2 separate regions of the Homo sapiens genome follow, and region 1 is linked to region 2. Evidence: read pairs that join two places in POLR2A ChIA-PET (ENCODE). Cell type or tissue: B cell. All regions are shown on one strand. Each heading gives the region's core, and the rest is flanking DNA. Links, peaks and the distances in the headings are about the cores only.

Evidence for each region. ChIA-PET counts read pairs that join two places held together with the same protein. Peaks named below come from ENCODE experiments on the same cell type or tissue, not always from the same donor. Only the 100,000 strongest peaks of a DNase experiment are listed, where the experiment ranks them.
Region 1: POLR2A ChIA-PET joins it to region 2 with 7 read pairs; 8 of 35 experiments call an interaction of 5 or more read pairs at or near these places.

What each region holds. Positions count from the first base shown.
Region 1 is chr12:47,222,033-47,234,889 of GRCh38, reverse strand. The region is part of intron 3 of PCED1B (PC-esterase domain containing 1B); the gene reads right to left. Among named protein-coding and RNA genes, the nearest start is that of PCED1B-AS1, 12 kb to the right of the region's middle. RefSeq lists enhancers at 11,259-11,989, 11,990-12,720, 12,721-12,857. In B cell, for the core only: no CTCF peak of the experiment used is centred there; no DNase peak of the experiment used is centred there; H3K27ac peaks cover 1,060 bases.
Region 2 is chr12:47,031,927-47,044,783 of GRCh38, reverse strand. No RefSeq gene overlaps it. Among named protein-coding and RNA genes, the nearest start is that of PCED1B, 41 kb to the left of the region's middle. In B cell, for the core only: no CTCF peak of the experiment used is centred there; no DNase peak of the experiment used is centred there.

The DNA.
Region 1 (12,857 bases), core at 6,525-9,024, 190 kb before region 2:
GAGTGGACCTGGAGTGCCCGCATAACAGGCTCCACCAAGCCCGGACCTGGGAGATTGGCGAGAGGGCAGGAAGGGAGCCAAAAGCCTTGTCTAGTGGCAGTTCAGGCCTGGGGCTTGACCTATGAATGACCTGAGGCTGCTGTTGGAGGCTCAGGTTCCACCTGGTGGGGAGGAGCCAAGTATGATCCACCCTCCCCAGGGATGAGAGTGCTAGCAGAATGCCTAGCCAAGAGCCTGGAGGCAGCCCAGAAGCCTAAGTGGATTTGGTTAGCGCTATGCCACTGTTAGATAATGAGGACCCCAAGTAAGCAAGGACATGGAGAATGTTTGTGATATAATGTTAAGTGGAATAAGTTACATCCCATACTGAATGCCCCATCACTTAAACTATATAAAAGAGATATGCATAGATAACATTGAAAGGAAATATGTAAAAACATATCTTCATAGAATAGGATTATGGTTGACTTCTCTCCCCTTTTATTTTTGTAAATATTCTTTACAGTCTTATATCGCTTGTTATAACTTTAAAAGAATTAAATGAAATGCAACAGGTAACACAAAGAAAGAGTACCTGTGCTAGCTCAAGAGCATAAAAACAGGCCGGGTGCGGTGGGATTACGCCTGTAATCCCAGCACTTTGGGAGGCCGAGGAGGGTGGATCACCCGAGGTCGGGAGTCCGAGACCAGCCTGACCAACACGGAGAAACCCCGTCTCTACTAAAAATTCAAAATTAGCCGGGCGTGGTGGCGCATGCCTGTAATCCCAGCTACTTGGGAGGCTGAGGCAGGAGAATTGCTTGGACCCAGGAGGCAAAGGTTGCCAGTGAGCTGAGATCGCGCCATTGCACTTTAGCCTGGGCAAGAGAGAAACTCCGTCTCAGAAAACAAACAAAAACAAAAAACAAAACAAAAAAAACCCCTAAAAACAGATTTCTTTTACAAGGAAGTAGCTGTTTCTCATCAATAGGACTGAAAAAAATCAAGATAAAACTGGAAATAATTTGAATACATTTCAGCTGTAATATTCTTTGCTTTACATTTGAAGAGAACCGGAATATGCCACCCCAAAATGTGCACTTTAACATGAGGATTATTTTGAGCAGAAAGCAACTGAAAATCGACAGATGCAGGAAGAGTTATCTGCCCTCCTCTTATCTGCCCTAGAATCAGGGCATATATTTCCTTCAGGAAGGTAAACACCCTTCCCCCAACCAGGGAAAGAGGAGCAACTCTTATCAATCAGACAGGTTATCATCCTTTTCACCGAAGACAGGGAATGGACACCAAGATGATTTTTCATAAATAGACCTTACTACAATAGCCCTTATCTTCCATGAGCTCCCCCCATTTATTTCCCAGTCACTTCCCCACAATTCATCATCCCTTAAAGCCCAAAGCCCCTTGAGTTTCACTGTTTTCCGGTGCACTCCCTGCCTGCAAATATTAATTTAAAAATTGTGGCGGCTCACGCCTGTAATCCCAGCACTTTGGGAGGCCAAGGCGGGTGGATCACGAGGTCAGATCGAGACCTTTCTGGCTACCACGGTGAAACCCCGTCTCTACTAAAAATACAAAAAATTAGCCGGGCGTGGTGGCGGACACCTGAACAGACTGAGGCAGGAGAATGGCGTGAGCCCAGGAGGCGGAGCTTGCAGTGAGCCAAGATCGTGCCAAAAATTGTGGTGGGCGCGGCAGCTCACGCCTGCAAACCCAGCACTTTGGAAGGCCAAGGTGGAAGGGATCACTTGAGCTCAGGAGTTCGAGACCAGCCTGGGCAACATGGCAAAACCCCATCTTTATACAAAAATTAACTGGGCATGGTGGCGCACGACTGAGGCGGGAGGATGGCTTGGGCTCAGGATGTTGAGGCTGCAGTAAGCAGTGTTCCAGCTACTTCACTCCCGCCTGGGCCACAAAGTGAGACCCCATCTCTAAATAAATTAAATAAATAAATAAATAAATAAATAAATAAATAAATAAAATTTCTAGGTCTGTATCTTGGCAACACACACACAACATAAATAAATAAAAGTATGTGCTTTTTCTCCTGTTAATCTGTCTTTTGTTAGTTTAATCTATACGCCCCCAAGTACTGATGCTAAAAGAGTAGAGAAAAAGTTTTTTCTCTCCAACACATTGGATGCAATGTTAAAAACTGTGAAACTCATCTTCAAAACTTCAGATTATTTCAAGTTGCCATTTACAACTCATATCCACAGATGACTAAATAGTAGAAACACTAAAATACTGCTAACAGATTGCAAATGGGAGGAACATGGCATCCACTTCATCTACTTACACAAAAGCCTTGAAAATCCGGTGCGGCTTGAAATTTGTAAGATTTTACGCATTAGTAAACATTTTAATAGATGTAGGAACATTTTAATAGGTATGGGTGGATAGCTATTATTAAATTACACATTCAAGTTTTAAAAGCTATATATCCTATTTGTAGTTTTAAATGGGTATAAATACAAAAATGAAAATATTAAAACAGATAGAATATTAAGTTTCATAAGAGAACAGTTGAAAATATTGACATCTTCCCCACAAAGAATTTTCATTAAAATATTTTTGCTATCAGAATAAAAGTTTTGGCTGGGTGCAGTGGCTTATGTTTGTAATCCCAGCACTTTGGAAGACTGAGGCAGGAGGACTGCTTGAGACCAGGAGTTTGAAACAAAGAAAAACAAAACAAAACTGAAGCAAACTCCAAATCCCTTTGGGACTCAAGCATGTTCATTTGTTTAGATTCATTTATTTCTCCAACTCACACTTAATAAGTGCCTACTATATGCTCCACATAGGGAGTATAAAAATAAGTAAAATATGGTCTTGCGCTCTAAAAGCAGATCAGAAATACTAGTTGATAATTGTACTATCATGTAGAAAGTGGTAAGGGCCATAAACTGTGAAAGTCTAGGGGTCTTTGGGAATAGTATTCCTTCCCACTCTAGACTCAAGTCTCCAAAGTGCAAAATGTGAAGACGGAAACCCTTTCCTATTGTGTTTTCAGGGCTCCCATGCTGCCCCAGCTCGATGTGCCTTCCCTGGGCCAGCACTCTGGCCGTAATCTGTGCCCTAATACACCTTCCCCTGTTAATACAGTTCTGTCCCGGAAGCTGGCAGATCTAATAATTTAGTGCTGTCTCTGCTACAGTGTTACTTCTGGAATGCTCTAATGCATTCTTTCTCTGGGAGTGAAGTGCCCTAGACTTGGAAAGATATAAGTTCAAGTCCAAAATATGCCTCTCTGATACAGATATTTTTGAGCGAAGATGCTTGTGAAGCAGCGGTGGCAGAAAGGGCCTCCAGATCTGCCCTTTCTTATCAAGCCATAAAAATTCCTGTGAAAAAGCGGCCTTCTCTGCACCAACACGAGAAGATAACCCTTGTTTCCAGTGACTTAAGAAGTGATGCTGCAATGGAGCTGTATAAATAAACTTACTGAAAAAACCCTTATCCTCCACTAGCTTTAGCACCCTCTCCAATTATCTCCTAGCGACTCCCCTGGAATTTACTACCCCCAGCTTATACCCCTTTGTCCTGTCATTTCTTCACAAAATGTGTAGTTCTTTGTCTAAAAGGTATAAAAGCTTTCTGCTTTGGCCATTTCTTGGGGTCTTCACTCTCTTATGAGGGTCCCCATGTACATGTAAAAAAATAATAAAACATACGCGCTTCTCTTCTGTTAATCTGTCTTGCATTAATTTGGTTCCAAGCCCACCCGAAGATCCCACTTAAGAACTAAGATGGGCAGAGGATATCCATCGGCCCCTCTACAGAGTATTAGCAAAGAGCATTGCGTTTGGAATCATACTACCTGGGTTTGAATCCTAACTCTTCTGTTTGCTAGCATTTTGAACTTGGGCAAGTTATTTAGTCTTTCTATGACTTAATTTTCCAGATCTGTAAAATGCACCTATTAGTACACTTCATATATCTGATGTGAGGATTAAACGTAAACTGTTTGTAATAATGCCTAACAAGTAGGAAGTGCTGCTAAATTAGTTATTATTATTAAAAGTTGAGCATCCCTAATTCAAAATTCCAAAATTCTTCCAAACCCAAAACTTTTTGAGAGCCAACATGATGCTCCAAGTTACACTGAACACATTACTTTTTCACTATATTAATGGTATGTTGGCCAGGCGAGGAGGCTCACGCCTGTAATCACAGCACTTTGAGAGGCCGAGGCAGGTGGATCACTTGAGATCAGGAGTTCAAGACCAGCCTGGCCAAAATGGTGAAATCCTGTCTCTACGAAAAATACAAAAATTAGCCAGGCATGGTGGCACATGCCTGTAATCCCAGCTACTCGGAGGCTGAGGCGGGAGATCCCCTGAACCTGGGAGGCGGAGGTTGCAGTGAGCTGAGATCGCACCACTGCACTCCAGCCTGGGCAACAGAGTGAGGCTGTGTGTCAAAAAAAAGGGAAAAGTGTGTCATATTTTCTACTATGAAGTACTTACGTGTGAATAAGTGTAAGAAAATGATTACTTTGGCCAGGCGTGGTGGCTTATGCCTGTGATCCCAGCACTTTGGGAGGCCAAGGCAGGAGGATCACGAGGTCACGAGATGGAGACCATCCTGGCAAACATTGTGAAACCCCGTCTCTACTAAAAGTACAAAAAATTAGCAGGGCGTGGTGGCTGGGGCCTGTAGTCCCAGCTACTCGGGAGGCTGAGGCAGGAGAAAGGTGTGAACCTGGGAGGCGGAACTTGTAGTGAGCCGAGATCCTGCCACTGCACTCCAGCCTGGGGACAGAGTGAGACTCCGTCTCAAAAAAAAAAAAAAAAAGAAAATGATTACTTGCTGAGTGCAGTGGCTCACGCCTGTAATCCCAGCACTTTAGGAGGCTGAGGCGGGCAGATCACGAGGTCAGGAGATTGAGACCATCCTGGCTAACACGGTGAAACCCCGTCTCTACTAAAAGTACAAAAAAAAATATTAGCCGGGTGTGGTGGCGGGTGCCTGTAGTCCCAGCTACTCGGGAGGCTGAGGCAGGAGAATGGCAGGAACCCGGGAGGCAGAGCTTGCAATGAGCCAAGATCGCGCCACTGCACTCCAGCCTGGGTGACAGAGAGAGACTCCATCTCAAAAAAAAAAAGAAAAGAAATGATTACTTGTTGGTTGCCTCTAAACATATAAGCTGAGTCAGAAATGATGGTGATGTCATACAACCACAGTCCACATGAGTGGTTAAGATTGTGACACCTTTGCTTTCTGATGGTTCAATGCACACAAACTTTGTTTCATGCACAAAATTTAAAGTATTGTATAAAATTACCTTCAGGCTATGTGTATATGCTGTATATGAAACATAAATGAATTTTGTGTTTCCACTTGGGCCCAATCCCAGCCTACGTATGGGCATCCCCACGTACATGCAAATATTCTGAAATCACCCAAAAATCTGAAATCCGAAACACTTTTGAGTGTTTTTTATTTTCTTATCTTTTTTTTTTTTTTGAGAAGCAGTTTTGCTCTTGGTGCCCAGGCTGAAGTACAGTGGTGCAATCTCAGTTCACTGCAAACTCTGCCTCTTGGGTTCAAGCGATTCTCCTGTCTTGGCCTCCCGAGTAGCTAGGACTACAGACGTGCACCACCACGCCCAGCTAAGTTTTTATATTTTTAGTAGAGATGGGGTTTCACCATGTTGGCCAGCTGGTCTCGAACTCCTGACCTCAGGTGATCCACCCTCCTCAGCCTCCCACAGTGCTGGGATGACAGGTGTAAGCCACCGTGCCCGGCCTGAAACACTTTTTATTCCAAGCATTTTGGATAAAGGATGTTCAACCCATACTTAAGAAGTTTCAAAATACCAGGTTAATCATCAATAAAGAAGAGATTACAATATTTGTTCTGCTTGTTTGTCAGGGTTCTATGAAGATCAAATTAGATGATGCAAGTGAAATATTTTGGCTAAAACAAAATTAATGTTTATTGAACAGCTACTAGATCCCAGGTGCTTTACCAACATTACCTCTTCATGAGGTAACTTTTTTTTTTTGAGACGGAGTTTCACTCTGGTTGCCCAGGCTGGAGTGCAGTGGTGCAATCTCAGCTCACTGCAACCTCCGCCTCCCAGGTTCAAGCGATTCTCCTGCCTCAGCCTCCTGAGTAGCTGGGATTACAGGTGTGCATCACCATGCCCGGCTAATTTTTGTAGTTTTTTTAGTAGAGACGGGGTTTCACCATTTTGGCCAGGCTGGTCTTGAACTCCTGACCTCAGATGATCTGCCCGCCTTGGCCTCCCAAAATGCTGGGATTACAAGTGTGAGCCACTGCACCTGGCCCTTTATGAGGTAACTCTTATTCCCATTTTATAAGGAAAGATATTGATGTGATAGAGCTAAGATTTAGTCCAAAGTCTATCTCTAATAGAAGAAGGATCTTCTCTTATCTTTTGCTTATTCATAGTCAGGCAACCCTCTCCTCTGCCCAGGAGAGATGGTCATGAAGGGAGGGGATGGGTGGTGAATGAGTATAATCCCATATCCTAATCTCAAGCAAGAGACATAAAAACACATAAAGACCTTGAATTCAGAAGAACCCAGGCAGGGCACGGTGGATCATGCCTGTAATCTCTACACTTTGGGAGGCCAAGAAGGGCAGATCACCTGAGGTCAGGACCAGCCTGGGCAACTTGGTGAAACCCTGTCTCTACAAGAAATACTAAAAATTAGCTGGGTGTAGTGGCACACGCCTGTAATCCCAGCTACTTAGGAGGCTGAGGCACGAGAATTGCTTGAGTCCAGAAAGGAGGAGGTTGCAGCGAGCTGAGATCGCATCACTGAACTCCAGCCTGGGCAACAGAGTGTGACTTTGTCTCAAAAAAAAAAAAAGGAAAAGAAAAAACAAAGAAGAAGAGCCAAAACACAGTTCTGCAGACTGACAACCTCACAGTGTCTGAGGACTTCTGGAGGTCCTATATCCTAACCAGTTCACTTAACCCACCCAAATGTTGCTCCAAGAGCTCAGGGCCAATATCTGACAAAAATGTTTACCTAAGAATGTCTTCTTTTTTTTTTGAGTCAGAGTCTTGCTCTGTCACCCAGGCTGGAGTGCAGTGGCGAGATCTCAGCTCACTGAAACTTTTGCCTCCAGGGTTCAAGCAATTGTCGTGCCTTGGTCTCCAGATACCTGCAATTACAGGCACTTGCCACCATGCCCAGCTAATTTTTGTATTTTTAGTAGAGACGGGGTTTCACCATGTTGGCCAGGCTGGTCTCGAACTCCTGGTCTCAAGTGATCCACTCACCTCGCCCTCCCAAAGTGCTGGGATTACAGGCGTGAACCACTGTGCCTGGCCTTATTATTCTTCTCTAATGGAACATGCAGCTATGACTGTGAGAAGGAAAGAGAGGGGAAAATGACTGGGAAGAAGCATTCCAGTTAGAACCCGAAATGGGGCCGGGCACGGTGGCTCTCGCCTGTAAGCCCAGCACTTTGGAAGGCCGAGGTGGGTGGATCACCTGGGGTCAGGAGTTCAAGACCAATCTGGCCAACATGCTGAAAGCCCCCCTCTCTACAAGACTACAAAAATTATGTGGGCATCATGGCAGGTGCCTGTAATCCCAGCCACTCATGAGGCTGAGGCGGGAGAATCGCTTGAACCCGGGAGGTGGAGATTGCAGTGAGCCGAGATCTTGCCATCTTGCTGCTGCACTCCAGACTGGGTGACAGAGCGAGACTCTGCCTCAAAAACAAAAACAAAAACAAAACAAAACAAACAAACAAACAAACAGAAAAACCTGAAATGGAAATGAAGTTCTTGATAAAGAGGAGCACTGTAACTGTAACAGGATTAATGAAATCTGACACCCTCAAGACTATCATTTTGGGAAAGAATCCTAAGCTAAGAGACCAAGCATTAAAAATAAAACTTAACAAAACCAAAATGACTCTTTTAGGGGAGTGAATAGAAAAGAATAATTTGGAGACATAAACCTTCTCTAATTTAAAAAAAATGTCGATAGCATCCATTTTCAGAGCTCTTTTTATTTATAAAAAATAAAACAAAAAAAGGATTCGAAAATGGCCAGATCAGCGATCATTTTAGCCTAGGCATCTTTCTTTGCTGCAGATTTGATAAGTACACTTATTCATTTTGGTAGCTATTTTATCGATTCACTCATTCACTTAATAAAGATCATGGAGAGCCAAATAGTGCACTGGGTGCAAGGACTAGGTATGAAAAGGCAATTTTGGCCAGGTGCAGTGGCTCACGCCTGTAATCTCAGCACCTTAGGAGGCCAAGGCGGGCGGATAACTTGAGATCAGGAGTTCAAGACCAGCCTGGCCAACATGTTGAAACCCCGTGTCTACCAAAAATATAAAAAATTAGCCGGGTGTGGTGGCATGCGCCTGTAATCCGAGCTACTCAGGAGGCTGAGGCAGGAGAATTGCCTGAACCCAGGAGGCGGAGGTTGCAGTGAGCCGAGATCCCACCAATGCACTCCAGGCTGGGCGACAGAGCGAGACTCACTCCATCTCAAAAAGAGAGGCAATCTCTTCTCTCAAGAGGAGGGGTAAGAAAATGGGCACTTAAAGAGCTGGCTGCTAAAACGGATGTATGTAAATTAAGTACCTGAGACTGTTGGAAGAATCAAGCCAGAGGAGGGAGGTTTATGAACAATCATTGCAACCTGATTCCAACTTCGAATTAAAACAGAATTTTTTTAAAGTTTCATGGTAATTTTAAAAATCATAGTTATAAGTAGTTCCATGTTTTTTTCTGTTTTCAAAGTAAATTTTGGGCTTAGGCTAAAGCTGTCACAGATATATGTATTAATAATGTCTACTGCCACAATAAATTACTTTCCAGCATCTTGTTTATATTTCCCTGTTTGGGGATAATTAATTTTTTAATAGCTTCATAAGCTATGAATTACAACTCATTGACTATTGCTTTACAATGATCACAACCCAAACACATAACATTTATCTTTCATTAATGTTTTGTAATAATTATGTTGATTTTTCTTTTCTTTTTGATCTTTAGTTACAAGAAGAGGTACACTGAAATAAGCCAGTTGCTTTAGAGATACTGTAGAGAAGTTTTAAACCACAGAGATAGTCACTAAAAATTAGGATGTTTTGATTCATTGTGGGAAGTACTTGTAACTAATTTATAAGTTTCTTGCATATGACTATCTTAATACAATATTGTACTGGGAATATAAATGGTTCATTTCCTTATAACCGCATTTTGGGGGATCTAACCAATAGTTTGAACTTTCCAAGATTCTCTTAAATTTTAGTGGAATGGATGGTACAGATAAAGAATTATTTTTAATGAGCTCACCTGTATAATTTATCTATGTCAGCATTTGCTTAGTTTTCTAAGTGAATTTAAACTTGCCAAAAATTATATTACATGCCATATACAGTTTTGAAAGAAAAAAGAAAAGCAAACAATTCGAACTTTTCTTTGGGAAAACTTAGTGACTTGTGGACTGGGGATTCTCTAGAGACTCATATTTTGATTTGAGGCAAGTCAGTTAACATCCAGTGACCTATACAACACCAAAGTGGAAGAAGCAATGCAGGCCTATTTTTAAAAGTGGCTTTAGGATCAAATAAAAAAATACAGAAAAGTACTGAGAGATGCTATGCTGTGGTAAATAATGCAATAGAAAAATAATTGCCAGGCTGGGTGCAGTGGCTTAATTCTGTAATCCCAGCACTTTGGGAGGCCGAGACGGGTGGATCACTTGAGATCAGGAGTTCGAGACCAACGTGGCCAACATGGCAAAACCCCGTCTGTACCAAAAATACAAAAATCAGCTGGGCATGGTGGCACGTGCCTGTAATCCGAGCTACTTGGGAGGCTGAGGCAGGAGAATCATTTGAACCTGGGAGGTGGAGGTTGCAGTGAGCCAAGATTGTGTCACTGCACTCCAGCCTGGGCGACAGCGTGAGACTCTGTGTCAAAAAAAGAAAACGAAAAAGAAAAAGAATTGCCAAATAACCACTGGAAAGACTGTTAACTGATTCGAATCACCTACCTACATTGACCTCACTTCCTACGTAGGTCTCGGATCTGCAGTCCATTAATTAATTCAGTAAAAATTTAGAGAGCCCTGCGTCTATCTACGGCTATGACAGCTGTTACTGCACATTTGGCTCACATCCCTCAACAACAACCATGATTCCCCTGTGAATCCCCGCATCATGAAACCACGCCATATAGCCTGTATTTCTAAGTTGGTTATCCAGGTAGTCTTTAAACACATCTAAAATCATGCGAGATAAGCGAAAAACGGAAACTAGAATAAAGATCTTCAAACTGGGCTCCGTGTAATCACAGGTTTACTTTGTGGAGGAAGGAATCACTGTGGGTATATTCAGTTTGTATTTGTATCATCCCTACCAGGCCACAATCTGAAATTTGTAATTCTTTTTAAATAAACTATCAGCAGAAGAATCTCAAACACTTTGAGTCTGAAAATTACCAAGTTTAAAAATTCTTAAAGCAGTGTATTTTCCCATAATAATAGTCTAATATAAACAACGCCTATGAATTACAGAAAGAAATGCAGAGAGCATTTTTATGAATGAAGTGGTGGTTCTTAGTAACTGAAATGCAGGTAACTTCTGTAAAAACCAAAGATAAAACTATGGACCATTAATTCCAGTGACCTCACTTTTTTAAACTTTTGTTTTACAGCCTTTTGTAAATATTCCCTAAAATAAATAATCAAAGCATTTCATAAACACAAAAGTATGATTTCAATCATGTACAGTCTATAGTAAACCTCTACATGATGGTCTTGCATCATTATTCAAAGTATATTTGCTAACTTCCTACCTATTACCCCTTTAACACAAATGAAAGATACCAGAAGGTGGTGATCTGGCTTTCAACTCCAGACAAAGAAGCCAGACGTGGACTCTGCCCCTGGACAGCTGCGTGCTCTTGGGCTGGCTGCCCACAGTTCTGAACCAGTTTCCTCTTCTGTAAAAAGGGAATAATATTACCTACCTCGTCAAATAATAGTGAAAATGAAAAGAGATCTCGTACATCAGGGGCCTAATAATACAAGGCCTGCCAGACAGTAGGCCCCTCTAATCCTTTGGCTCAGCAAGCCCTCCCACAATGATTCCAGAGAAAACACAGGCCTGCAGACAGAACCCTGTTTGGACTCCCTCCTCAAACCTTCAAATCCTCACCCCGCTTCCCACCCTCCTGCAAAGGCAGAGAGGTACCTCCTTAGGCGTAAAGCTTCCTCAGCAGCTCAGGGACTTCGCTCCCGGATATCCCCCAGTGAGGGGATAATTTGCATTCTGCATTTTCTTTACCCTCCTTGGCCTGGATCCTTCTTTTTAGCATTAAACACATTCTAGTTTCTTGCTTTGAAAAAGAAAGGAAACATCTTTGACTCCACCTCCAGGACAGTCCTATCTTTTGCCTCCACTCCAAGGCCACATTTAAAAAAAAAAACTTGCTTGCACTGACTGGGTCTGGGTCTGGGCCCCACCTCCCACTCACTCCTCCGTTTACTTTAATTTGGCTCTGACTGGATCAAAGCCAAGGAATGTTTGTTAGTAAATCACCGATGATTTCCCTGTTGCTCCTTTCAGTGGCCACTTTTTGGTTCTTACAGTATGAGGGGTAGGGGCACTACTGACTGCTCCCTCTGAGAAACCCAGCCCTCAAGTCCACGTATTTGTGACACCCTTGTATCCTGTCTTTCCCTAGTATCTTTTGAGGGTTTCTCTTTCTCTGGCAGTTCCCCAAATGTTGGTCTTTCTCTCTCTCTCTCTCTTTTTCTTATTTCTCCCTCCCTTCCAGGTCTTTCTCAAGGCCCACTGAAGGGCTCTTTTCTTCTCTTCTTCAACATTCTTATCCTCGTGTGTCCACCCATTTTCAGAGTGTCAGGAAATGAGGTAACCCTATGTCCCTATTTGCCCCAAACAGTTCTGGTTTCTGCCTGTTTCCCCAGAATGATTAGTAGCACCCCAAACCCTTAAGAGTCCTGGTTTGGATGGTTACAACGGACCATCCCCTTATCAATTCCCATTTGTATGCAGATGACTGAGAATTGGGGCAATAAAGCACACTGGCTGAGAGGGAGGGGCTCTGGGGTTGGCCCCCTGGGTTTGATCCTGCTCCACTGCTTACTAGCCCTTGAGTCCCTGGGCCTATTAAGCAACCCCTCTGCCCTGAAGAAACCTCATCAATAAAATGGGAACAATATTACTGCAGTTTTCCTAACAAGTGAGGGTTAAATGAACACATGTAAAGTTATTAGCATGACACCGCCACATTTCTAAGTGCTCAGTGAATGTAGCTATTATCTTTGTCTCTAGCCCAGACCTGTCTCCTGAGTTTCAGACATATTCAGGTAGAGAGAATAAAGTTATCTGGGGTTGGAGGGGTAGGAGGTAGGAAAAGCAGTCTATGCAGGCCCCTATCACTTCCCAATTCTCTCTCTTTTTTTTTTTTTTTTTTTTTTGAGATGGAGTTTTGCTCTTGTTGCCCAGGCTGGAGTGCAATGGCGTGATCTCAGCTCACCGCAACATCTGCCTCCCAGGTTCAAGCGATTCTCCTGCCTCAGCCTCCCAAGTAGCTGGAATTACAGGCACGTGCTACCACGCCCGGCTAATTTTTTTGTATTTTTAGTAGAGACGGGGATTCTCCATGTTGGTCAGGCTGGTCTCGAACTCCTGACCTCAGGTGATCCACCCTCCTCGGCCTCCCAAAGTGCTGGGATTACAGGCGTGAGCCACCACGCCCGGGCGTTTTTTTTTTTTTTTTTTTTAATTTTTTTTTTAAGAGATAGAGTCTCACTCTGTCACCCAGGCTGGAGTGCCATGGTGCGATCATGGCTCACTGCAGCCTTTAT
Region 2 (12,857 bases), core at 6,815-9,314:
ATAAAAATAGTAGGTCAATTATACTTATAAATATTATTTCATAAAAATATTTGCAAATCAAGTCCAGCAACACACAAAACAAAAAGATAGTAAATGGTTCAACATTTAAGACCTATGAATATATGACATTAACATTGTAAAGAAAAAAATTATAAGGTAATCTTAAAATATGTAAAAAAAAAAAGAGATAAAATTCAACACTCATTTTTCCTGAACATGTCCATTGATGTGCGTATTTCCTTAATATGTACTACCAATTACTAAAGGACAAGTTCAACCAAATATTTAATAAATAATAATTTCAATTTTACAAAAACTCTTTTAGGTTATAGAAGAGGAGGAAACATCCCCAAACTTATTTTATAAGGTTAGCATAATCTTGATAGCAAAACTAGGCAAGGACAGCATAAAGTAGAAAACTTACAGACCAGTCTTATTCATGAACATAGATATAAAAATCCTAAACAAAATCTTATAAAGCCAAATTATATAATGTATAAAAAAGTAAATATTTTATTATCAAGTTGAATTCATTTCAGGAATACAAAGTTGATTTAATATTAGAAAGTTAAATTATGTTATTCACCCCACACATAGTAAAGAATTCAACTTTGTCCGAAAAGAAGTCTGGTCTTTGTCCTTGGCTTCTGAGAGGTGATGGGTAAATTGATGGAATATCATGGTTGATAGGAGTGTCTTTGTTTGGCTGTGAGCCTTGGGTCACCAGATTGTCTAAAAATATGATTTAAGATGGAGAATGGCTACACCAGAAAGACCAGAAATGTGATTTAGCGTGGGGGATTTGGGTCATGTCTGGAGAGGGTGGAGGCTGAAGATTGAAATCAGCCACATTGGCAATCGCCCATGTCTACATCATGGAGCCTCAATAAAAAGTCTGAACACCTGGCTCTGCTGAGCTTTCCTCATTAGCAATATTTTGTGCACATTGTTATACTTTGATATTTGAAAAGTAATGTGTCCAGGACTCCATGGAGAAAGAAAAACAGAAGCTACATGTTTGATACTTTTCCTGGACTCTGCTCTAGGTGCCCCTCCTTGACTGACTTTAATCTGTATCCTTCCTGTAATACACTCTAACCTGGATTATAACAACTTTTAGTGAGTTCCAGGAGTCCTTGTGGATTAGGTAACCTGAAGGTGGTTTTAGGAAGCCCCTAAACTTGCAATTGCTGTCAAAAGTGAGGACAGTCTTGCGTGGACTATGCCACCTCAAACTGTGCAGTTGGCTAACCAACTCATGCCCCATTAACATATTTCTTTTTTTTTTTTTTTTTTTCAGATGGAGTCCCACTCTGTCTCCCAGACTAGAGTGCAGTGGCACGATCTGGGCTCACAGCAAACTCTGCCTCCTGGGTTCAAGTGATTCACCTGTCTCAGCCTCCCAAGTAGCTGGGATTACAGGCACCTGCCACTGCGCCCAGCTAATTTTTGTATTTTTAGTAGAGATTGAGTTTCACCATGTTGGCCAGGCTGGTCTTGAATTCCTGACCTTGTGATCCACTCACCTCAGCCTCCCAAAGTGCTGGGGTTACAGGCGTGAGCCACCGCACCCCGCTGCACCATTAACATATTAAAGAATGAAAGCTATATAATGAGCTAAGTAGACACATTGTATTAGATAAAATTTAATATCCGTTTATGGTTTAGAAAATCTTAAGCAAACTAATAATGGAAGAAAAATTTCTTAAACGTGTAAATATTATCAAAAAACTACAGCAATATTATACTTAATGGTGAAAAATTTTAAGTTTAATATAAAATAGGTAAAGATGTTTATTATTACTACATTTGTTTAACACTCTACTAAATGGCCTAGATGGTATAGTAATGTGAATAAAAAAGTAAAATAAAAGGAATTAGGAGTTAGAATGAAACAAAACAAACTGGTCATTATTTATGGGTAGTATAATTGTCTACAAAATAAAAAGGAAATTGCATTTTTATACACCAGCAATGATCAGCTAAAAATGTTATTAAAAAGATTATACTATGTAAAACATTCTTACCTCTACGTTTGTTTGCATTTGTCAAAATTCAACAAATTGTGCACTTGTATTTGTCTATTTTACTGTATGTATATTTACCTCAAAAATGAACTGTAAACAAATATTTAAAAAGTAAAAAACTTTAAAAATATTTATACTATTTTAAATTACAATAAAAATAAATATTTTATCCAAGAGAAAAAAAATCTAGTGGGAGATGTGTAAGCCCATATCTGGTAAAAATTATAAAGCTTTATTAAACGACATTAAATAAAACCTAAACAAATGAAGAGATATACCATATTCATGGATAGTCAGATTTAATATTGTATTGACATTAATTTTCATGAATTGATTAACACTCCTAGAATCCCAACATCACAAGTTGATTTTAAAATTTATATAGACTAGCAAAGGACCAAAAATAACCAAGACAGTTCTAAAGAACAAGATGGGAACTTGTATGATCAAATATCAAACTTTATTATAAAGCTATAGTAATTAAGACATTGTATATGGCACAAGGAAAGGTAAATGGAACATCATAGAGAGCTCAGTACTAGACCTACACACACATATATATAGACCATAGTCAATGTTAAGGAGAAAAAAAATCCAAGGAAGAAGGGGGAAGGAAGGGAAAATAGTTGAAAGAAAAATATTTGGCTCAGTATATATACATTTAATCACAGTCAAAATGATTTTTCTTAATATTTATGAAATAGAGGGGCATAACATATGGATAAATCACAGTTCAGTTTTCGTACTGCAGGGTCTCTTTTCTTTCTTTTTTTCTTTCTTTCTTTCTTTCTTTCTTTCTTTTCTTTCTTTCTTTCTTTCTTTCTTTCTTTCTTTCTTTCTTTCTTTCTCTTTCTTTCTTTCTTTCTCTTTCTCTCTCTCTCTCTCTCTCTTTCTTTCTTGACAGGGTCTTGCTCTGTTGCTCAGGCTGGAGTGCAGTGGCACAATCTTGGCTCACTGCAACTTCCACCTCCCAGGTTCAAGTGATTCTCCCACCTCAGCCTCCTGAATAGCTATGATTATAGGCGCACACCATCATGCCTGGCTAATTTTTGTATTTTTTGTAGAGATGGGGTTTCACCATGTTGGCCAGGCTGGTCTTGAACTCCGGACCTCAGGTGATTTGCCCACCTCTGCCTCTCAAAGTACTAGAATTACAGGTGTGAGCCACTGCGCTCAGCTGATTTTCCAAGCTTAAGATTCGTGTATGAATGCAAAGTCATATATCCATGAAGCCAGAGCTGCCAAGGAATATTCTGCGGGTTTCTTTGTAGTTCAAGGTCCTAGTAATGAACAACTATGAGTCATATTGTATTGTTATGAACTTTGTGAATGTGAACTAATATGAAAAAAGTGCTGTCCAGTTTTTTCACAACTATATACACAACTATATACAATATTCTCTGGAATTGAGACAATTAATTCTTTATATTTTCATCTTTTTTGTTAGATCAAATGCACCATTGTAACTCAATATTCAGAAAGTTTCTACTCAAAAACAGTTTCAGGGCATAGTCTACTTCTATGCATTTAGGGGAGTACTTTAAATTTTCTTTCATTACGCTAATAAATTTTCTGTTGTTCGTCATTCTCCTATGGCATTCATTTTCAGAATGGAAAGATTAACAGAATATTTCTCCAAGGCAATACTGACTTTATTTTAGGTTGCTTTATTTTATAGTGTCAAATAAAATAAATAAATCAGTGTAAAAAGTTATATATATATAATGATATATTAATATGAATAATTGATAATGTGTAAGAATTGATTTCCAGAATTGAGTCTGGTTGGGCCACACTCAAAATTGGTCCTTTTACATCTTTTTAAAAATCTTATCCACTTTATGGAAGATATCTTGGAATATATAAATGAATAGAAGTTTCTACAACATTATTTGGAATCTTCCAAAGAATGACTGGTTTCATTCTTATTTAATATTTTAATAAGCATAAGTCAACCACTTCAATAGGTCCTACAAAGTTATAGTTGGAGTTGTACTAGTTATAGATGTGTGGTTGTTAGTCATATTAGATAGTGCTTCTTGGGCCACTTGGGATAAAATCTAATGCAGAGTAAAATTTTCAAAAGGATTATTTCATTCCAAATGAAGAGTTCAGCTCATGTGTAGACTCTATTTAGAAAAACGATTAAATGAATAACTACAATTGCTTTCTTCTTACAGTTACTCTTAAAATGCTGTGAAAGATTTTATCATTGATTTTGCACCAAATGTTTTTGCAAGATTTTCTCACTGGAGTTTTGTACCTGCAGCCACAAGCTAGTGTTTTAGAGAGTTAAATAATGTGTGGGGTAATCTACATTTGTTATTATTAGATGGCCACTATTGCAAGTGGCTTTATTTGATAGCATCATAACTGATTACCTGAAAATGTGAGCCAATAGCTGACCCTTCAAGAAAAAATCAATTTGCAATTTTCACTGTCCACACTTCTGCCAGCTAACAAATCAACTGCAGATCTCTGTTCAGCCCCAAAAGGCACTTAAAATGGGAAATGAAATAGCCTTAAGTTTCCTCCAGGATGATCCCATTTAGCCACCAACAGAGAGGAAGTGGACTAGATGACAGAAGGGCAAAATTTGTTTAAGGGAATAGGGAAAGATTTAATGAAAATCCAAAGACCCACAGGAAAGGGATAAACCTTCCCACTTCAGTGGCTGGCCCCAAAAATCCCAGTTAAAAATAATGGAGCTTTACTGAACGTCACCCAGATTGTTTTAACCCAGTGCTGGTATACCCTCTCAATACTGTCCTGATCTTCCTTCTCCCTGCTCTGTTTTCCTTTCAACCACAGGCTTCTGCTCTTCTGGGTCCAGTTTGTTTTTCACTTTTTGATTGTTTCTGAGGAATTTTAACATCATAGGATTTATTGGCCATTTGAATAGCCTCTTGTGATTTGCTCTGACTCATTGTTCTACTGAATTGTTAATCTTTTCTTATTAATTTGTAGAAGTTATTTATATATTTGAGGTAAGAGACTTTTAACTTTTGTTTGTGTTGTAAATATTTTCTTCCACTCTGCTCTTCCCTTTTCGTTTTTAAAGGTGTCTTTTGGCAAACAGAAGTTAATAATTTCAATGTACGTATGTGGCTTGGTTCCTTTATAGTTAGCGTTTCTTATGTCCTATTTTAATTCTTTTCTTACTCTAAAATCATGAAACTATTCTCCTACTGTATCATCTTAATATTTTTTGCTTTTTTCTTTCATATTTATGCCTAAAAATTTAAAATTAATATCTATTTATTGTGTCAGGCAGGGGTCAAATTTTTTCTTAATATGGATATTCAATTGTCCCAATATTATTTATCAACAAGATCCCTTTCTCCCCACTGGTCTATGATACCACCTTTCTCATAAATCAAGCACCCATGTGTGGTTAAGTCTGTTTTTGGCTCTCTTTCTATTTCATTGGTTAACTTGTCTATCCTTATAATCCTCATCCAATCTCTTAACTTGTGCCAATGTATTACTACCGAAGCATTATAGTCTTGATAATCAGAATCCACTGTTACTCGTGTAAAACATTTCTTAGCTATTGACCCTTGGAATTTCTAGTTAAATGTAGACTCACTTGTCAAGTTTCATTTAAAAAAAAATAATCAAAGGTGTTTACATTGGATATCTAGATCCATCTGGGAAGAATTATCCTTTACAATTTGATTTCTGCAATCCATGAATTAGTCTTTTCTATCAGTTAGAGTATTTAGGTCTTATTTTTTTTATCTTAATAGTGTCTTATAGTTTTTGGCATGGTGGCCTTGCATATCTTTTGCTAGACTTATTTTTAGTTATTTGATATTTTTGAAGCTGTTATAAATAACATCTTTTTGTTTTTTTTATTGCTTGTATAGAAAAATTCAAATAAATTTTTAAATATTGTTTCTAGTAACTTTGCTAAACTCACTTATGAATTCTTTTGATTTGGCTGTAGGTTCTTTTCAACTGTCAGCCTAAAATAATAAAATGTTAAGAATCTAATTTAAGGATAGTTGATTCAAGAGCAACATTTGAAGATAGCCTACCTGGAAACACCAACTGCAGAGGACTAGAGTAAGTATGCCGAAGTAAGGAACTTAAGGTTTCATTTATGTAGGCAGAGACAGGGAGTTTTTAGGAGGATTACAACATTTTTCCATATAAGGTTGGTGCATAGTTACAGCAATTTGATTGGTTATAGGCTGTGTTTATTCTGGGAAGGGTACATTTAACTTTTTTTTTTCTTTCTTTCTTTTTTTTTTTTCCAGAGGGAGTAATAGTCATGAGTTTTCTGTCATCTTATCTAGCAAATCAAGACAAAAATGGGGAAGTTAATCTATAACAAGGGTCATTAATGAAGAAGGCAGGAGGTTTTGTCTTTGGCATTGTTTAATTCTCTCTAGTCATTGCACAGAACAAGAAAAACAAGAAAGCAGGTTAATCTATAATCTGAGAATAGAGGTTGTAACTACATGTGATTCAGATCACAGTCACATATCTCTCAAAGCCTAAAATATTTTCAGGGTTCCAAGAGCTTTTAAATTTTATTTATTTTCACACAGTTTTCCACAGATATAATCATATTTGTGAATAATGATGTTTTATTTCTTTATTTCCAATAACTTTGTCATTTATTTATTTTTCTTTCATACTGCACTGGCCAGGGCCTTCGGTGTCCTTCAATTTTGCACATTGAATAAAAGTAGTAATAAAAGACAATGCTTGTCTTGTTATAAATCCTAAAAAGAAAGCTTTCAACATTTTACTATTAAGCATGATATTCATCAAAGGTTCTTTTGTAAATATCCTTAATTAGGTTAAGAAAATTCCCTTATAGTTCGAGTTTGCTAAGAGTGTTTGTTTTTTCAAATCATGCTTGGGTATTGAATTTTACTAATTTTTTTTGTGCAACTATTGAAGTGACATGTAATTATTCTCTTTCATTCTTTGACTGATTTTTTCACATAAGACCAAAATACAAAATTGCATTCTTGGAGTAAACCCAGTGTGGTCATGAATTTTTTTTTTCACTACATATTACTGGATTCTATCTGCATCACTAGAGTATAAGTTTCATGAAGGCAGAGTTTTCTGTCTGTTTTGTTGTTGTCATTGTGTGTTTTACTGCCCTGTCTCTATGGCATATTTATTGGATGAATGAATAAAGAAATCAACAAATTTCCCCAGGATTGTGACAGCCTCTATTCTGGCTGTGAATAGAGAGCCCTGAGCTTCTGGCTACCTGTTATGGGGCCATTTCTCTTGGCTGCACAGAGCTCCAATCTCCTCAGGATGGGGTACTATATTCACCCCACTTTCTGGACAGCATATATCCAAACAACTCAGGAATCAAGCCTTGCCTCTCTTGGTTCCTCACAAACACAGCTTTGCCTCTCTGCCTGTTCCCCATCCTGTTCATGTGTTGAGACCCCCTAAATTTGTATATCCAAGATTTAGCAGAGCAATGACCACTCACTTACTAGTCGTTAGTGCAACTCACACAATTGGCACAGATGCCTAGGGGCCTGAAAATAAGACTTGGAATTCCATACTCTGGCAAAAACTCTAATTTGTTTGGTGGCACTCACGCCTAAACCTGGTCTCTGAATGGGCTACAAGAACGGAGGCATAAGTCTTTTATCAGGAATCATGAAATAGGGAGAACCAAGACTCCAGCACATAGACATCACCAGATAATAAATAGACGCTCACCTATTTTCCTCTCTCAAAAAGCATAAGAAATGTTTTCTGATATTAAGCAATTCATTTCCAAACATTTTAAAGTTAATGAGAAGAATAAATCTCATTTTTAAGTGGTCAATGTACCATGAAGTTAACAAGCTAATTAAGAACAAAAACAACATGAGCTATATTATGGTTTCTTTACTGGGGACATTGTGATTATAACTGTAAAAAAAATTAAATCCATAAACAAAATACTTGACTTTAAGTTGGCTTAGAAGGTCACAGAGCTCTTCATGACTCCACTTCTGCCCACCTCTTCAGGTATCTTTTACTTCAGGGGGTTTTGCAATTCATTCCAGTTCTTCAACAAACTAGGTTTTCCCCGCTCTAGAACTACACAAACACCCATACCTCTTCTTTCCAGTCAGAATCTTTCCAGTCAGGATCTTTGTCTGGCTAACTGCAACATATCAGAGAACTCAAATGTTACTTCCTCTTAGAAGTACTCCCTGATGGCCTGGCGTGGTGGCTTATGCCTGTAATCCCAGCAGTTTGGGAGGCTGAAGCGGGCAGATGACTTGGGGTCAGGAGTTCGAGACCAGCCTGGCCAACATGGTGAAACCCCATCTCTACTAAAAATACAAAAATTAACTAGGCATGGTGGTGCGCACTTGTAATCCCAGCTACTTGAGAGGCTGAGGCAAGAGAATCGCTTGAACCCAGTAGATGGAGGCTGCAGTGAGCCAAGATTGCACCACTGCACTCCAGCCTGGGTAACAGAGTGAGACTCTGCCTAAAAAAAAAAAAAAAAAAAAAAAAAAGCACTCCCCGACAAACTCCCCACCTCCACCCCCAAAATACGAATGTCTTCTATAATACACTTGTATAGTACCTTGAATTTTTCTCAGTATATTACTCATCAAATTTTACTTAATTCCTTGTCTTCCCTAGAAACAGTAAACTTTCAGGTAAGGGACCATGCTCTCTTGCCCATAGTTGAATCCCCAGGCCATGGAGTGAAACCTAGCACGTTTCAGGGGTTCAATAAATATTTATTGAAGAATGAATGAATTAAAATCTTAAGCTGCCTTATATTCCTAAATTATTGGTGTTTACCATGCACCTTTCCAAACTGACCTAGAGCTAGTTACAGAAGCCTGGTGTCTGCAGCCTGAAGAACTCTGAGAATGACATTTCCACTAGATGAGGTTAGCTGATTTAGTACTAAGATCCCTTGCCCAGTTCTCCATAAGAAGCCAACTGCCTGGGTTTGAATCCCTGCCTCACTGCATATTAGCCATGTAACCTTGGACAAATGACTTAACTTCTGTGTGCTTTGACTTCCTCATGGTTAAATAGATGACGTTAGTACCTCTCTCATAAAGTTGTTTTTGAAGAATTAGAGGAATATGATACACTGCTTGTCACATGATATGTGCCTAATGAATGCCATTCACTGATTTAACAGCAACTTATGGGGTAATCGGAGTTCCAGCAGAGGATCCCTAGGGGAGGGGATATTCAGTTCTCTTGTAAACAGGTAGTGGGAATCGCACTGCTGAAGCAGGGAGGTTTCAGTTACCTCACCTGAAAACAGAGTTGGGGCTACTGAATTCCCCACAGTCTAAAACAGATCCTGATCTCCAAAGAGGGGAAAGATATATATATTTAAGGAGACATGATGCCTCCTCTTTGAATTTCTAGTTCAACATGGAAAGACTGAATGTAAACAGGGGGTAAATCCTCAAAAAGATGAACTTCCTCCCTCATCATCTTACTCCAGTGAACTCTGTTGAAATAGCAGTAACCATAGGCATACCTGTGGACTGTTTGTTGCCTAGGCTCTCCTAGCCAGCATGCAGAATAGAGAGGACAGTAGTTGTTCAAATGGGTAGAAGATAGCAACAGGAGCATGTGGGGTACATTAGTGTCTCACGCTGTGGGTCCGCCAGCCTAATTCCTATCCCATGCCCGCTTTTCGCTAGCCACCTTCTGGCCAGGGTGGCTTTGTGACACAGCTCTGACGGATAAGATAAAACAATGTCTATGTGCTGGGGTCTCTGGGAAATTTTTTGTTTTCCTGATAAAAAAGCAAAAAATGGGCTAACATGACTCATTTTGCCCTTTGTTCTTCCCCCTTCTCCCTGCCTGGAACATGAACAGATGTGATGTTTCAAAATGTAGCAGCCACCTTACAACCACAAGGCAGCAAATATGAAGACAAATGCCTCCAAGCCAAGGATGGTGGTGAAGGAGTGGTAAAGACAGACGAGCCTGGGTCCCTGATACATTAGGGAGCTATTTTCCCAGCCCTGGACTGCCTACCTCCCTGGCTTTTGTGTTGTCTGAGACAAATAAATGTCTTTTTGTTTAGCTGAGTATTGGTTGGGTTTTCTTGCCTTGGAATGGATTCCTGAGAAATAAATATAGCATGCAGCCCAAAGCTTTACACGATGTGAACCTTAATTGCAACATTTACCACAGTATCTTATAATCACAGTTTTATTTCTTTTTTAGTAGTCATGACTTTTTTGTAGGTAGGACTTTGGGCTTATTTATTTCTATATCTACAGCATATACTAGGCATTCAGTAGAAGTTAGATGAGTGAACCCACTTCATTTGATAAATTGTGATGAGTGAACTTGCAAATCAGAAACCAGTGCTATGGAAAGATTTCCCCAGGTGTCTGGTTCAGTCAGGAGAAGGGTGACGCTCCTGTAAGGAAACCAGGTATACCCAAGAGAAATAAAAACTCATGAGTCATCACATGGACTTTTGTGGTTTCTTTTATTTCTGGGTGCATTATGACAAAAACAAATAAAATATGCTAATACATTTTAAAAACAGACATTTTTTTCCTGATAATGAAAACACATGCTCTTCTCAAACATAAAATTAACCTTAATAGGAGAAGGAGTGATAGGAAAAACAAAACAGAGAAAAGGGCAGGATAATTTTTCTCTCCTTATTAACTTGCTGCTCACTCATGGAATGAGCTTTTCTTTTACCAGAAAAATCTAGGCATTTGTGTTGAAGACTCTAGAGCAATGACTGATTAAGAAATGCTCGCTCTTGATCTTATCGGCTGTATTCAGGGAATGTTCAGTGGCTGTGTCACGTCGCAGATGTGCTTGCAAAGGTTATTCCTCAGGACTGTGTCTTTCCCCATCTGCCTTCTCTGTTGCCTGTGGCTGATTCCATTTTCTTTAGCATCACAAAGCTCCTGAGCCAATTTACCCAAAGGCTTTTTGTCATTTGTATTTCAGCTGCCACTTCTCTATGCAGTTTCTATTTTAAAATGCTTATATAATAACTTTGGGTCTGCTAGGGTCTTTTGCCTCTGAAGATTTTAATCAGATTGGCTTGAATACCCATTTTATGCCCTGTGGAAAAACCCACTGTCTTCTCCAAGATGTCTCCTAATTCCCAGGAGACTTCCACTGTTCTCATGGACACGCCTGGCTTCCACTTGTTACTGCTGATGAATTTGTGCTTTCCACTCTACCTGGACTAATACCTTATTTTTACTTTGAATCAGCAGAATTGTGGAACTTTGTCCCTTTATCTCATTTGTATTTCTGATTTGAATAAATCAACTGATTTATAGCTCTAAATACAAATAACATGGAACACTTCTAAGTACGGTGTAAAACTTTGGTGGATATGTTTTAAGCACACTATAGTTGGCACTGGCATGCCAGAAATGCTCCAATGACCAGTTACAATAGGTGATGGAGAGGTAACCTTGCACAAGAGAGCCACAGTCCTTGTCCCTGCAGAGCGGCAGACAGAAACGCAGGAACCAGTGAGGAATGGAAGTGCCAGGGTAGGATACGGGAGGCCACGGGAGCCAGGAACACTCTGTGCACTATGTCAGCACATGGTTGTGAAAGAGGCTGTGTAGTACTGTTTCTTATGCTGATCAAACAACTCAGCTGAGTTGTAATCTCACTCAAGTTCACTATTTCTTATGTATTGGATTTCTTTACTATGTAATTTCTGCTTAGAAGCTCTAATAATTCGATCAATCTTGGAAAATCTAACCACTAGTATATTAGCACCATCAAAAATCATGCATGTTGTAGAGAAGTTGGTTATTATGATATGTACTTATATGTTCCCAGAAAGAAAAATGCTCCAAGTTTTGTAGCAAAACTTGATTTTCTTAAAACCTTAAGTAAACACAGGATAGACCTTATGTCTTTGTATGAATTATCTTTTTTCAGTTTTAACTTATGAGCAAATGGCTAAATTTTTTTCTTCTTCGTCTTGCCAGCTCTCTGTGTGTGTGTTTTGATAAAGGTGGGCTTTAGGGCCATCTAGTGGCTTCTTGAATAGGAAATTCTAAAAATTACCATTAAGCTGAATAGGAAAACCCCCACCTTCTCTCACCAAATATTCTCTCTTTAAATTTGTTACATATTAGCTCTTAGGAGTTTAAAGACAGATATTGGAAAACTTGTGGTAGTTCATATATATTCTTTTTCTTTTTCCAAATGAAATGTTACCATATTTGCATTTCCTTTCAAATAACATGAACACTGTAATGACCCATGTGCGTTCTTGGATTTTTGAGCACTGATGGAATGCTGGCATCTTGTGGATTGGTTATGAAGTTTTAGTCTATCCTGGCAGCTTTGAAGTTTATAGCCTCAACCTTTGTATCTTTCATAATATCCAGTTCAAAAAAAAATCAGCCTAGGCCTTCACATTTATGCAGTGTCTGATGATTTTAAGGTTGTGAAAGGAAAATAAATCTCAGGACCCCAATCACTAAGCCAAAAAGAAAAGTCAAGCTGGAAACTTCATCAGGCAAACCTGCCTCCCATTTTATTTCTAAGTAAGATAACTACAAAGATTTTTAAAAGCTATATACCTCCTTCACCTATAAAATACAGATTCATTGAGCCAGACTAAGGCTTAAGTAACTATTCCTCTACCCGAGTCTCACATGCAGATTGTGTATTCAGTGAAAGGCTGATCAAAGACTCAAAAGAATGCAACCATTTGTCTCCTATCTACGTATGATCTGGAAGCCCCCTATACAAGTTATCCCGCCTTTCCAGACTGAGCCAATGTACATCTTACACATATTGATTGATGTCTCATGTCTCCCTAAAATCTATAAAACCAAGCTGTACCCCAACCAC